Linked DNA regions of Homo sapiens: region 1 is linked to region 2. A link is a loop called in an ENCODE intact Hi-C map of the cell type or tissue named here. Cell type or tissue: IMR-90. All regions are shown on one strand.

Region 1 (8,000 bases), 480 kb before region 2:
CGGCTGTACTCTCAAAGCACTAAAACTTAAATAATAATAAATAGCAGAAAACCCAGGGAGAAAATGAAGAAATAAAGTTATTTATAAATCTCTGGTTAGCTAACAGTGCATTACATTTATTTAGCATTAATTAGTAAACAGTAATTTAAAATAAATAGTATTTGAATAAGAAAGAAGATGGAAACAAATAGGCACTTTTTGATAATTAATTTCCCCAATTCAGGTGGAATATCAGTGGCATAGGATGGAAAGAAAAAGGACTTGGAGATGTAGGCAAACCACTTGCTAATTTAGGGGCTTTCGTTACTAATATTATCACATGATATATCAGATAAATATATTCAGCCTGAACCATGAAACAAACCAGGTGTACAATTGGGCCTTTTTTAAAGTTATTTTCATATAAATATATCAGCAACTTCCCACAGTTTGATTAATTTGGCTGCTGACATTAGCCAAAGAATGGACAGTCTACCATTTCATTTATCTGTCACAAATAGAGTGTAAGACAGAGTGAAATAATGCCTAAACATTCGGGTTCCCTTCAGAGGCCAATTTTAAGAAAAATAATTGAGGGAAGGTTATTTCAGCTTCCTCTTCTGCATATCAACTCCTCATCCTTCCCTACTTCACTTTCTACATTTTAGGATAGATAAAGGACACCACAGACAATCTAACAATTTCCTCTAGTCTCTGAGTGAGTAATAACAGAAGCAGTCCAAATGAGGAATTCCTGTTGTTCATCCCCAGATGGATTTCCTTAGGCCACTCTTGTAACACATCTCCCTTGATTTCTACAGATTTTTATGTTGTATGCTAATTTCCATGACTCTTTTACTCACCTGGAAAACAACAGTATCACTATCAGAATTGTTCAACTGGTATGTGACAGCTAAAATTAACACTTCTTCCTTAACTCTGTTTTATTTTGCTCCTCTCAAAAAGCAAACTCCTGTTCCCAGAGATAGTTTAATTTCATTTTTGTACCTGGATACTATTTGTGAGACCCTAATTACTTACCTTTTTTGGCAGACTTTGAATGGCTATGGCACAGGAAATCATCACAATCAGCAAGAAGAGAGATGAATGCAACAGTCAGTGCTTATCTAGGTCACTTCTCCCCAAAATGTCCTCACAGCTCTATTTCACTTAAGTTTGGATGTACCATTTAAGACATCAAAGCATTCTGCAAGTGGGGAAAAAAAAAAACAAGAAATACCTTAAAATGCCAGCTATGTGTGATTTAAAACAAAAAATATTTAAGATGAGGTTAAAAGTTATAAACATTTATGTACGTTATTAGTTCTACATCAACAAAAGAGCACAGTTTCTCTACTGCAAATTAATAGATTATAAAATCAATAGGTTTTTCATGAAAGTAATTAAGAAAAATGGGGGTAGAAACAAATTCAGTCTTTTAAGAATGTTTTGCCTTTAAAACAACTTTCTCTAAAATCACCTAAAATGAAATATAAGTTAACTCTGATTCTATGAGTTCAGTGGAGTTAAATTTAACTTGAAAACATCTTTCATTTCTATAGCTACTTTATTATATTTATACAAGACTGCAAAAAGTTAATTAGGTGATTTAAGTGAATCAACTGTCACATATATTATGAGCTCTGCATGTGTGTATTATGAAGCAATACTGACTATGAGTTCAGCCTTTTACCAACTTATTTAGCCAAGGTTGCTAGAAGTTACTTAATGAGCATGAACACACAAACTTTCAATAAACCTACAAGAAGAAAAGTGGCCCATGACCTAAAAGAACCCCTCTGTTATGCCAGGGGGATGACAAAGTATGTTAAGTCACCAGCCCCTCTGTGTTATGGTGGTTCATGTTGCCAAGGCACGTGTGGCAAATTTGCAGAGTTGGGGCAGTGAATAAGAGAAGGTCAGTTTCTAAAAATTCATCTCACAGAGTATATGAAGTAAAAAGCCTAGGAGAAGTACTTTTCTCAATTAAAACTTAAGAATATATGAATATTTGTGGCTTCTAGAGTTTGACCTCTCAGTACCTAAGCTATTCCTGATTTATACTTGGCAATCTGTATTTATTCTTCAGTTCATAGAATATTAGGGTCAGAAAGAAAGGTTTAAAATCACCCATTGAATATCTGGAAGGCTTAAAGAGTAGCAGTTCAAGAATCAGGCAGAGCTGGCTTGAATTCTGGTTTCACACTTTACAGGCTGTGTGGTATTGAATAAAGTGCTTCAAATATTGAATCCCCAGTTTTCCTATCTGTTAAATGAGGATAATAAATAACACTTCCTGAGGAGAGAAACAGAAGATTAAATAAAATAAAGCAAAAAGTAATATGCTGTAATTCCCTCAGAAGCATTGTGTTTCACAGTTGTCAGAATTCTGAGTTCTAAGCAACAGAAACTGACTTTGGTTACATTAATCAGAAAAGGAATGTATTGGCAAGATATCAATAACTTAGAGAATTAATCAACAGTTGAGAATTAGACTCTGGCAGAAAAATAAGGAAAGCAGGTTATGAGCCTGAAGTCTGCTTAGGACATAGGAATTGATACTGCTGCTACTGGATTCTTGCTGCCACACCAGTAGTCTCTCAAACCTTCCACATTGGCTGGGAAAAATCTCTAACCCTCATTATTCAAAGCTACAGGCAAGAGAATCTTACTAGATAAACTTGAGACATGTATCTGTATGCTATTGTCCAGAGGATAAATAAGAACCCTTGTGCTACATATTGAAAGAGAGGGTCTGTCTCTCACCTTATGATTCCTCCACATAGGAATAGAATGGGATATTAAGCATATCACTAGGCTTTAAAGCAAATCTCAATAAATTTCAAAGACTTAGTGTCAAACATAATACATTCTCTGACCACAATTTCAATTCTGTTAAATTAGAGCTCAGTAAATAAAGGATAAATTTTAACCTCCCTAATATTTCTATAAAGTGTAAAAAATAAATTTGAATGTAACTGAGTCAAAAAGAAACTATAGGGGAAGACACAGAGCAGGTTGGCCTAATAGAACTCTCCAACAATAGTCCCCCTACAGGAACACTAAATCGAACAACTATCCACACAAGAAAGCACTTTTATGAGAACCAAAAATCAAGTGAGTGATCACAGTACCAGGTTCTAACATCATATCAAAGAAAGAGGCATTGAAGAGGTTAGGAAAGATAGTCTTGAATTGCTGATGCTGCGGAGAGGATCTGTGTTCTTGTGGGGGAGAGAGTGCAGTGATGTGGGACTTTGCATTGGAACTCAGTGCAGCCCAGCCACAGTAGAAAACAAGATAAGGCAGAACTCAGCCAGTGCCCATGGAGGGAGTCCTTATATCCGTCCCAGCAAGAGAGGAATTGCCCTTCCCAGTGGTTGGAACTAGAGTTCTGGCTAGCCCCACTACCATGGGCCAAAGCACTCTGGGATACTACATAAACCTCAAAGGCAGTCTAGGCGACAAGGACTGCAATTCCTGGGCAAGTCTTGGTGCGTGCTGGGCTAGAAGGCAGTAGACTTGGGTTGACCTAATGAGACACCAGCCAGGTGGACAAGGGAGTGCTTGCATCACCCCTCCCCCAACCCAGGCAGTGCAGCTCAGTAACCTGGGGGAGACTCCTTCCTTCCGCTGGCAGTAACTAGGCAGTGGTCACCATGGGTCTTGAGCAAGACCCAGTGCTGTGCTATCTTTGGGTGTGACTCAGCACAGTCTCAGTGTGGTAGTCACAGTGGAGCTTGCATCACCCCTCCACAAGAGGAGTACAAGCAAGTGCAGACTGCAAATATTACAATAAATATCTAACTATTCAATGCCCAGACACTCACAAACATCCAAAAGCATCAGGACCATTCAGGAAATCATGACCTCACTAAACAAACTGAAAAAGTCACCACTGATCAATCCAAGAGTGACAGAAAATTCAAAATAGAAATTTTGAGGAAGCTCAATGAAATTTAAGATAACACAGAGAAGGAATTCAGAATCCTATCAGATAAATTTAACGAAGATACTGAAATAATTTTTGAAACATGTAGAAATTCTGAGCTGAAAAATTGAATTGACATACAGAAGAATGCATCAGAGTCTCCCAACAGCAGAACTGATCAAGCAGAAGAAAGAATCAGGCTATTTGAAAATACACAGTCAAAAGAAACAAAAGAATAGAAAAGAATGAAGCTTGCCTATAAGTTCTAGAAAATATCTCAAAAGGGCAAATTAAGATTTACTGGCCTTAAAGAGGAGGTACAGAGATCAAGGTATAAATTTTATTCAAAGAGATAATAACAGATAACTTTTCAAACCTAGAGAAATATATCAAAATTCAAGTATAGATGGGTTGTAGAACATCAAGTAGATTTCATCCAAATAAAACTACCTCAAGACATTTAATAATCAAACTTCCAAAGGTCAAGGATAAAGAAAGGATTCTAAAAGCAGCAAGAGAAAAGACACAAATAACATACCTTACAATCTAGGAGAGAGTGGCATTACATATTTAAAGTGCTGAAGGAAAAAAGACTTTTATCCTAGAAGAGTACACCCAGTGAAAATACCCATTAAACATGAAGAAGAAATAGGCTTTCCCAGACAAACAAAAGCTGAGGGATTTCATCAACACCAGAACTGCCCTACAAGAAATGCTAAAGGGAGCTGTTCAATCTAAAATGAAAGGACACTAATGAGCAATAGGAAGTCATCTGAAGGTACAAAACTCACTGGTAATAGTAAGTACACAAACAAACACACAATATTATAACACTGTAATTGTGGTACGTGAACTATTGATATCTTGAATACGAAGACTAAAAGATAAACCTATCAAAAATAATAACTACAACTTTTAAGACATAGTATAATAAAACGTAGATGGAAGCAACAAAAAGTTAGAAAGCAGGGGGATTAAGTTAAAGTGTAGAGCTTTTATTAGTTTTCTCTTTCGTTGTTGTGAGTTTGGATTGTTTTGTATCCAGTGCTAAGTTGTGATCAGTTTAAAATAATGAGTTCTAAGATGTTATTTCCAAACCTCATGGTCACCTCAAATCATAAAACCTACAACAGATACACAAAAAACTGAAAATCAGTAAATTAAAACAACCCACCAAAAAAAATTAACTTCCCAAAAAGGAATACAGGGAAGAAGGAAGGAAGAAAGAGAAGAGCACACATAAAACACCCAGAAAACAAATAACAAAATGGCAGTAGTAAGTCCTTACTTACTAATAATAACATTGAATGTAAATGGACTAAACTCTCCAATCACAAGACATAGAGAGCCTGAACAATAACAATAATAAAAAAACAAGCTCTAACAATCTGGTAACTATAAGAAACACGCTTCACTTATAAAGACTAACTTAGACTTAAAATATAGGAACTGAAAAATATTGCATGAAAATGGAAACAAAAAAAGCAGAAGTAGCTATATTTACATCAGACAAAATAGATTTCAAAACAAAAACTATAAACAGAGACAAAGAAGGTCATTATATAATGATAAAGAAGTCAACTTAGCAAGAGGGTGTAACACTTGTAAATATATATACATTCAACACTGGAACACTCAAACATATTAAGTAAATATTATTAGAGCTAAAGAGAGAGATAGACCCTAATACAATATTAGCTGGAGACTTCAACACCCCACTTTCAGCATTGGACAGAACCACTACACAGAAAACCACCACCAACAACAACATTGGACTTAATCTACATTATATACCAAATGGACCTAATATATATTTACACAATCTTTCATTTAAGAGCTGCAGAATACACGTTCTTCTCCTCAAGGCATGGCTCATTCTTAAGGATAGATCACATGTTAGAACAAAAAACAAGTCTTAAAAAATTAAAAAATTGAAAAAATATCAAGTGTCTCATCTTTCCAGTTTTATTCTCAATGGAATAAAACTAGAAATAAATAATTAGAAAAATATCAGAAACTATACAAACACATGGAAAATAAACAATATGCTCTAGAGTGACCAGTGGGTCAATGAAGAAATTAAGAATAAAATTTAAAAATTCCTTGAAACAAACAAAAATGGAAACACAATATATCAAAACCTATGGAATGCAGCAAAAGCAATACTAAGAAGAAAGCTTATAGCAATAAGCACTCCACATCAAAAAAGCAGATAATCCTCAAATTAACAACCTAATGATGCATCTTAAAGAACTAGAAAACAAAGAGCAAACCAAAGCCAATATTAGTAGGAGAAAAGAAATAATAAAGATCAAAGCAGAAATAAATGAAATTGAAACAAAACAAACAATACAAAATATCAATTAAACAAAAAGGTGGCTTATTTTAAAAAAATAAAATTGATAAACATTTAGCCAAAGACATAAAGATAGAAGACCCAAATAAATAAAATGAGAGATAAAAAGGAGGTATTACAACTGATACTGCAGTTCAGAGAATCATTAGAGACTACTATGAGCAACTACATGCCAGTAAATTGGAAAACCTAGAAGAAATAGATTGAATCCTAGACACATACAACCTACCAAGACCGAATCATGAAGATTTCCAAAATCTAAATAGACCAATAACAAGTAATGAGTTCAACACCATATTAAAAAGTATCCCAGTAAAGAAAAATCAGAGACCCAAAGCCTTCAACTGCTAAATTTCACCCAAAATTTAAAGAACTAATATTAATCTAATCCTATTCAAACAATTCCAAAAAAATAAAGAAGCAAATACTTCCTTACTCATTCTGTGAGGCCAGTATTACCCTGATACCAAAATCAGACAGAGACATCAAAATAAGAAAACTACAGGCCAATGTTCCACATGAATACTGATGCAAAAATCCTCAACAAAATACTCACAAACCAAATTCAACAACACATTTAAAAGATAATTCATCATGACCAAGAGGGATTTATGCCAGGGATGCAAGAATGATTCAGCAAATGCAAATAAATCAATGTGATATATCATTTCAAAAGAATGAAGGACAAAAACATGCAATCATTTCAACCGAAGGTAAAAAGCATTAGATAAAATTCAACCTCCTTTCATAATAAAAGCCCTAAAAATGTGGTATAGAAGTATATATCTCAACACAATAAAAACCATATATGACAGACACACAGCTAGCATCACACTGAATACAGAAAAACTGAAAACTTTTTCTCTAAGATCTGGAACAAACCGAAACATCCACTTTCACCACTATTATTCAACATAGTACTGGAAGTTCTAGTTAGAGCAATCAGACAAGAAAAAGATATAAAGAACATCCAAATTGAAAAGAAGTAAGTCATCTTTGTTTGCAGATGATATGGTCTTATATCTGAAAAATACCTAAAGACCTTAACAAAAATCTATTAGAACCAATAAACAAATTCAGCAAAGTTGAGGGATACAAAATCAACATATAAAAATCAATAGTATTTACATATTACATCAGTGAACAATCTGAAAAAGAAATCAAGAAAGTAATCCCAGTTACAATAGCTACAAATAAAATAACATACCTAGAAATGAATTTAACTAAAGAATTTAAAGATATCTACAATGCACTCTATAAAACATTGATGCAAGACATTGAGGAGACCAGAAAAAAATGAAAAGATACTCTATGCTCATGGATTGGAAGAATCAATATTGTTAAAATGTCTGCACTATTCAAAGTAATCTACAGATTCAGTGCAATCATTATTAAAATACCAATACAATCTTCACATTAATAGAAAAAAATCATTCCAAAATTCATGTGAAATCACAAAAGACCCAGAATAGCCAAAGTCATTCTGAGCAAAAAGAACAAAATGAGAGGAAGCACATTCTCTGATTTTGAATTATTCTATAGAGCTATAGTAACCAAAACAGCATGGTACTGGCATAAAAACAGACACATAGACCAAAGAAACAGAATAGATAAATCAGAAACAAATCCATACAGCTATGTTGAATTTATTTTTGACAAAGGCGCCAAGAACATACAGTGGAGAAAGACAATCTCTTAAATAAATTGTGCTAGGAAAACTAGACGTCTATAGGC
Region 2 (8,000 bases):
GAACAGTGGTTGAATTGTTTAGAATGTTGATTCAGGATCCTACAAAGATCCCATTATCCCTATTCTCAGGTTGATTGTACACCTGACAAATGGTAGCAGCAACATTACCAGACCTGAGAGAGTTCTGTAGCTCTCTAATGTGTGCCAGTATTGGGTCTGATAGTCTCTCTCTTCTCTCTCTCTCTCTCTTTCATTCTCCTATTTTGATAGCTGCCTGCTGTTTAAGCAAAGCCCTGAGTTTCCTGACAGCTGATGCCCAGGTGGTCTCAGTATCAATCTAAACAATTTGACGTGAAATTGATCTTCCAGGGTCGGTGCTAGGGGAGCTGGTGTCAACACAGAATTCCAGCTTCAGTAAAGATAATTCTTTCATCATCAAGGGCAAGGGGAGGGAGGACTAAGAAGAGCTGACACAGGTGTCCAAGTTGCCCACTTGTATTTGCTTTTGAAACTCTCATTGTGATGACATCACCCTATCAAAGGACTGTGTTTGTTGATGTTTGTTTATGTGGGTTGTCAGTATATAACCATGCACAATTACAGCTGGGATCAACCCACTATATTAAAAAGATGGAAAAATTGAACCACAAAAGGAACTATTTGAGCAGAGAAATGTTGATGGAAGCAAACAGGGAAAGTGCACCCTGGATGGAAATTTCCATAGTTTTAAAAACAATCTGGACAGTGTGGACAGATGAGTGGCTCAGAAAAATACATATAGTTGACTCTCAATTGTGCCTACCAATAAAATCCCACTAATACAATAGGTTATCCAGAAATAATTTTCTCTTTAGTTTTTCAAATCGATACGTAAATTTTCTTGGAAGCAGACTTGCTTTGTTAACTATGTTTGGCTTAGGATTCACTTGGCTTGGCTTTGGCACTTCATTAATCTTTTGGGGCAGTATATAAGTTCAAAATAGAAGTCACAGTGACCTTTGTGTTTGCCTGAATCTAGGGTTGTCAATGGAAAGGGAAAAAAAATCTTTGTAGGAGAAAATAAGTAATACTCATGAGTTTAGTTTGGTGGCATGAATAGGGGCATTTCTTTCTTGAATCTCACTGAGTTGGAACGGCTAGAAATGAGGAGTGAACCAGAGCTGCCATGCAGGATAACACTAATCCTTTGCCTATCAGAGTTGTCCTGAGATTAGGCTAGATCTTACAATCACTACGAAAACTTATTGGAAAGTGAAAAACTTAGATAAGCAACTGCTTCTTCAGTTTCTGTAATAGTAGAATGAGTTGATGTTGGAGAGACCCAGACTTTTCCACTTAAAGAGTGTTCTGAAAACTTATCAGCCTATAAAGATGAAAACAATCTACATTTAAAATGCCAGTCCAATGCATTATAGAGCATTTTCTAGTTTAGAGCAATGTGAAATTAGAGTTTGCAAATGTATAGGCTCTGCAGAGTGGTGGAAGAGTTGGGCACCAGCAGTGGAAGTCCCAGTGTCCCAGTCCTGCTCTGTGATTTTGTGCGGGCTGAAGTTGAATATGCAAACTCTTTAAGTGACTTTATCCTTGAAATACAAAGGAAATAATAAAGAACACTACGGTAAGACTCTCACTAAGGTGACTGGGAATTGATGGTTGAGCATGTTGAAGAATTAAATAGGAACAATGGTCGAGGTCTCATTTCTATGCAAGAGGTAAAAAAACGCTTTAAAGTGTTTAGAGAGGTAAAACAAATTACTAAACTTGAGTTCAAACCTACACCAGCCGAACCTTCCCAGAGACGTTTCCCAAAGCATGGTGAAAAAACATTTTGGGTAAGGGGACTAAATTCATCTCACTTCTCTACTCCAAACAGTGACCCTTCACACATCAAACATGAGCTTTTCCAACCCAACCTAGAGAGTACTAGAAGCCAGAATATTGGGTGAGCTACCTGACAAATAAGATAATTTTCATAATGCAATTCTGTTCTGGTAAGAGATGAAAACTGTAGCTTCTCAGCACTTTACCTGATTTCTTCATCTAATCTGTCATCCACTAAGAAAGTTGCATCACAGTTTGTCAATACAGGAAAATCCATTTGATAAATCAATCTTGCTGTAGTACTGAATGTTTTCCACTGATCACTACTTTACCGAGGACTTGAACTAGAGCTGTAAGTATTTTAGATCTGTTGTGTTCAAGTGCCTTTGTTCTTCATATGTATATAATAAAATGTACTAATGTCTTATTTAGTATCATAAAGATATAAAATATGCAATCTAAGGCAACACTTCAGATAACTTGTTTACCATTCTATGCTAGAATCAAGTTCAGTTCTTGGCAAGCAGTGGATGTTCAAAGTAAGCAATTCAAACATGTTCTTTTAACAGCATGAGTTGTTTTTAATCTTAATCATTTTATTACATACATTTCAAGGACCAGGGCACTCTAAATATAATTTCATGTTTTAGCAGTATATCAAGTTTACAGGGAAAGCCTCAATCATTTAATTGTGCTGTAGTGATGATGCCTTCAGAGACAGCACTGAGGAGTGTAAAGCAATTTTTCCCTACACTAGATGGTCCCTTCCTAACATCAGCCTCAGTAAGCTTGTTTCTCTCAGGTTCTGCTTCTCTCCATTCATCATCCATTCATTCCACAAATATTTATTGAGCCCTTATCTTGTATTATATCAGGCATTAAAGTTACAAAATGCCTAGAAGCTTTATTCCTGTGGAGAAAGGTGCTTGCACTTTATAACAATTTTCTATGCTGCTCAGAAACTCTTTTAACTTATGTATGATGTTATGTTTGTTTTCTAAATGACTGAGGTTTCTAGATTTCCAGATTGTAGGTTAGTGGGGCGTCAGTGAAGCTAATCGTCCTGCTTTATATCTTTACTCAGTGCTGGCATTTTCTCTCCATCATGTTTTATGTCTTTGTTTCTAAGGACCAATAGCCAGGAGACAGTAAAGACTTTCCCTTACTTGATAGTGCTGATCCTGAAGGTATATCTCAAAAATATTCTGGGTTGGTGGGAAATTATAACAGAGTAGGATTTGATTTTTTAAAAGCCTCAGGGACCACATTCATGTAGCTCAAAGAGTACAAGCCTAGCTCTTTCCAAATGTTTGCTATGATTTCATTCTCAGTGATGTGTGTCTGCTCAAATCAATGCCATTTTGCTGTCACGCTTGCACCCAATTCATGCTATGCCCCGACAGGAGGTGCATGCAACAGTATTGAGGGACTAGACAAATTTGAAACAGCCCATTGCCCATTAACTAGTTTTACAAACAACAATGAAACAGGAAATAACAAAGCATGATCCTTGAATTAGTACCTCAGCAAAAATACTCAAGAGTTTTTCCACAGTCTGTAAATTGCTCCAGCTGTGTTTTCACAGTTTATGAAATTGAGAGAGGCAAACTCTAGAGACAAATTAAAACCTTGGATCTGGTCAGAGATGATTTTACAGTAAAGGTGTTTGGTTATATGGCATAGTCTATAGATGCACACAGAACTATAAGCCAAACTCTACTGAAAATACAATTTATCTTATACATTGTCCATCCGGAGGGATAAGAACTGGTATATATCAAAACACATATCGATCCAGATAATGAGGTCTGTTTTATTGCTATGTTTTACCAGGAGAGGATGAGGGTATAATATTTTATTATGAAACAACTAATAGAAGGAACAGAAAAACACGTGGAGATGACCTTACTTTGGAACAAAATGAACAGTGGATAAGGAGTGCCACCTTTTGGCTATTGCATGCTTTGACAGTTTCCAAGTTCAAGTGGATTTTGGCTTGGTTAATATTGAGCTTTGCAATTCAATTCTGAAATGTTTCTAAAAGTTCTTTTCCAGGTATCTTTGGGTCTCATCCTGCTTGAAATGAGCCTTCACAGAATTCCCCAGGTTCTTCCCAGTTAGTTACTGCCCAGAAGGTTAATGCTAGTCATTACTGCTCACTATTGCTCCCCAGAGCACCAACGATGTAGCCAGGAAACCAGGAGAATATTGAAAAACAGAGTACATTTTAAAATCACAATGCACTTCTGGTTGGGTTGGTACAGAAGGAATGAATAGACAGTCTAATTGATCTAGCACAGTCCTTAGAGTCTAATAGCCCTGAACTTAACCCAAACTATGACATTTTGGAATAGATTTATGGTACCTAGTTGGGCCTGTGCAGAGTTTTCCAGAGAAATAAATTAAACATACATGTAACACAAATAGCACACAGGTATGCATGCATGTCACTGAGACTCCCCACCTTGAGAAAATCTAAAAATAGCTGCATTGGTGCCCTCTAACTGTGTCAAAATGGAAAGATTTTGGAAACTAAAAATTGACCAGACATGGGTCACCACACCATGGAGGGATAGGAAATAAAACTCCTAGTTTCTCATTCTCCAGAATAGGAGCTTCAAAAGAACACAATGAAAAAGAGTTATCATTTCTATCCCAAACATGGCAAAGATAGTTAAAGAAGCTAAGATTTTAAAAGTCTTCCCTGTAGAAGCCTTTCCTGAATGCTCCAGAGATTTCTACTACCATTGACAGCTTCACAAAAGGAAGCAACAACTCTTTGAGGTCCTCCTGCCTGGATAGTAACATAAACATGCTCTATATGTTCCAAGTCCTGCACTTTGCCTAAGCAATAGTCACGTTTCCTTCACCTTGTCCTCGGGGTTTGCTAAATTCCTACCGCAGGTTCATGTGCCTTGTCCCTACAGAGTCCTACAAGGAAAACAAAAGAGTTGCAGCTTAAAAAAAAAAAAAAAAAAAAAGTCCCTGTCTTCCTCACCCCATGAGATAAATCAAAGAACCAAACAAGACAAGGTATAATTGAGTGCTGAGATGCTGAATATAACCCAAACAAATAACAGGCTGGGAGGACCTACGTAAGTGTTTGGCACACATCACACATTCAGAAAATGTTAATTTGCCTTTCCTTTTTTCCTTCCTTATGGTAACAATGACTTCCTGATCCACCTTTGTCTATGAAGCTTGGCTGCCACGCATGAGTCTCACTTTGATGGACAGTTATTGACAGGTCTTCTTCTGAGAATTACTGTTCTGTGAATTCTTACCAAGTGACACTGATAGGAAATTTCACAGCAAAGTTCCCGGAGGTCAGCCCTCTTCCTAATGATGCTGAGCAGGACTGACAAGCCATGTTGTCTCCACAAGGGCAGAGCCCAGACGCCTGAGTCACCCCTGCCTGATCAACCTTACAGGCTGTACACACAGTGACACAACCAGGGAGAAGTAGGAAAATGGGCAGTTCCCTTTACCTTAATTCCGTCATGTTTTTACAGTATGTTCTTGCTGATCAAGCCAATTCAAGCCTGACAAAAAAGGAGAGGACCTGATCAAGAGTTTGTCTAGATTTTGTTCACTCACGGTCATCAAAAAGGCCTCCTTGGGCCAGCACTGCCTCCACATTCACAGGTCCAGGCCATGGCCCCGTGAGGTGGTGGAAAACTGGGCTCACAGTCAGCATGAACCCCACAATCAGCCCAGAGTGCATGATGTGCCTGGAAATCCATTGAAGAAAATCCACTTGTTGACCCCACAATAACTAATGAAGCTGAACTGCAGAAAGGTAACATCAGTGTCTAAACCCAGAAACAGATTTTCTTAGCCTGCCAGCAGAATGGAAGGAACTGATAGGAGAAATTTGGGGAAATAAAGATAAAGATAACTTCTGAGAGGCTGGCAGTCTGAGAGGGGCCAGAAGTGTAAGAAAAGATATAATAAAAGCCTGGGCACAACAGATATAAATGTTGTAAACCAGTTAGAAATAATAATTCTAAAAATTCTCCAAAAGCTATCATTTTAAAAACTGCAAGACAAAGTAATGTGTTAATAACTGAAAATATTTCTAATTATAATTATTTACCTTTATTTTGTGCTTTATAGTTCTATACAATTTTACATCTTTTATCTTATTTGTTCCTCCCAACCAAACATGGAAGTTGGGCAAGTAAAACAGTTAGTAAAGTTGGCATTTACAGGTTAAGAGACCAAGGTTTCAGCCAAGTGTGGTGGCTCATACCTGTAACCCCCAGCACTTTGAGAGGCCAAAATGGGTGGCCTCCTGTGGCTTAAGTCCAGGAGTTTGACACCAGCCTGGGCAACATGATAAAACCCCATCTCTACAAAAAATACAAAAAGTTAGCTGGGTGTGGTGATGCATGCCTGTAGCAGCTACTTGGGAGGCTGAGGTGGGAGGATTGCTTGAGCCTGGGAGCTGGATGCTGCAATGAGCCAAGACCATGCCACTCTACTCAGCCTGGGTGACAGAGCAAGGCTCTGTCTCAAAAAGAAAAAAAAAAAGAAAAAAGAAAAGCAAAGGAAGGAAAGGAAAGGAAAAAGGAAAAGGAAAGGAAAGAAAAAGAAAAGAAAAAAGAAACCAAGGTTTCAAGAAGTGTCTTGACTAGAGTTGCACAGCTGATGAGTGTGCAGGTGTGGAACAGAAACAGGGTTCCGTACTTAGATTCCATCACTTTTATTTTTCAATATTTACATATCCTGGAAAAGGCAAACAAGCCTAAGGTTGCCTTTCTCAGGTGTAGTTAAAACAGATGGCCAAAAAAGACTCAGCCAGACTGAAGCCAATGTTGTTAATACTCTCCCCCTCCACCCCCTCCAAAACGAAGTACAGTAGTAAGGGTAGGAGATCGAAGGAGAACAATTGAGTCACAGCCACTTGCCAAGGAACCAAAGCCAAATAATTTTTTTTTTGGATGGGACTTTGTTCGGCACCTAAAACATAACAAACTAACCATTAATTTTTATTAAATTCTGTTTTTTTTAATTCGTGAATTTTATTCCAAATGAAAATGTGAACTTTTTAGCAAAAATAGGAAATTTCATATCACTGTATTATTATTCTCTAAAGGAACAAACTTCACCTATGGAGAAATGATGCACTATTTACTTCAAATGTGCTACAATAAAATTATAGACAAGTATAGATTATGGGTCACATTAGAAGCAACCTGCCCTTTTAGAACATTGAGATAGAAAAATTCTCTAATTTTATGACCAAGAGAAGAAGAACCATTTTAGAATAAATTAATAATAAAAGTTATTGAAAAAATGGAAGTTGGTAGCAAGTTGAAGAAATAAGATGCAGAATTATTAATTATCACATTCTTTGGAAAATAAGTGTGCTATTAAAGAGTGCCTTAAGGCTATAATATCAAGACCAAAGAAAAAGGTAGTGGAGGGAAAAATGGCCATTTACTTCATTTCTAAATTTAAAAGGAGTTCTGCTATTGCTGGTATCAGGAGATTAATATAGCTGTCAGTGTGATCATTCTCAGAAAGCTGGCTTATTTCCAACTGGAACTGACATATTCAAGATATAATAATGGTTTCTGGCTTCCTAACTAATTTGGTCTTGGCTCTATTTTTTAAACAGACATTTTTTAAAGAATAGTTTTAGATTTACAGGAAAATTTTAAAGATAGTAAAGAGAGTTCTCATATATTCCACATCCAATTTCCTCTATTATTAATAGCTTACATTAGTATGGTACATTTCTTATAATTAATGAGCCAATATTGATACATTATTATTATCTAAAGTCTTTATCAGATTTCCTTCATTTGTCTTTCCCTAATGTCTGTTTCTTTTCCACAGCCTAGCCAAGATGCCACATTGCATTTAGTTGTCATGTCTCCATAGGCTTCTCTTGGCTGTGACAGTTTCTCAGGCTTTCCTTATTTTTGATGACTTTGAAAGTTTTGAGAGTACTGGTTGAGGATTTAATAGAACATGCCCCAATTGGGATTTGTCTGATGTTTTTCTCATAATTAAACGAGTTATGGGTTTTAGAAAAGAAGACCACAGAGGTAAAGTGCCATTTTCATCACATCGTACCAAGGGTACATACTATCGTCATGATTTATGACTGTTGATGCTGACTTTGAACACCAGGCTGAGGTAGTGTTTGTCAGCTTCCTCCACTGTAAAGTTATTCTCCACTCCCTGACCCTTTCTAGACTGTACTCTTTGGAGGGAAAGGCACTATGTAC

Evidence for each region. A loop is a pair of places that touch in the nucleus more often than their neighbours do. Peaks named below come from ENCODE experiments on the same cell type or tissue, not always from the same donor. Only the 100,000 strongest peaks of a DNase experiment are listed, where the experiment ranks them.
Region 1: a loop joins it to region 2, with 2.9 times the contacts of the local background. A loop is called at or near these places in 2 of 110 quality-filtered maps.

What each region holds. Positions count from the first base shown.
Region 1 is chr1:219,085,475-219,093,474 of GRCh38, forward strand. It overlaps LYPLAL1-DT (LYPLAL1 divergent transcript), which reads right to left. Exons shown (of 5, transcript NR_038845.1): 4 at 1,021-1,186. Among named protein-coding and RNA genes, the nearest start is that of LYPLAL1-DT, 84 kb to the right of the region's middle. RefSeq lists an enhancer at 3,748-3,797. In IMR-90, no CTCF peak of the experiment used is centred here; DNase peaks (open chromatin) are centred at 717, 3,677 and 6,897.
Region 2 is chr1:219,563,838-219,571,837 of GRCh38, forward strand. No RefSeq gene overlaps it. Among named protein-coding and RNA genes, the nearest start is that of LYPLAL1-AS1, 11 kb to the left of the region's middle. In IMR-90, a CTCF peak has its summit at 3,711 (motif pointing left); a DNase peak (open chromatin) is centred at 3,684.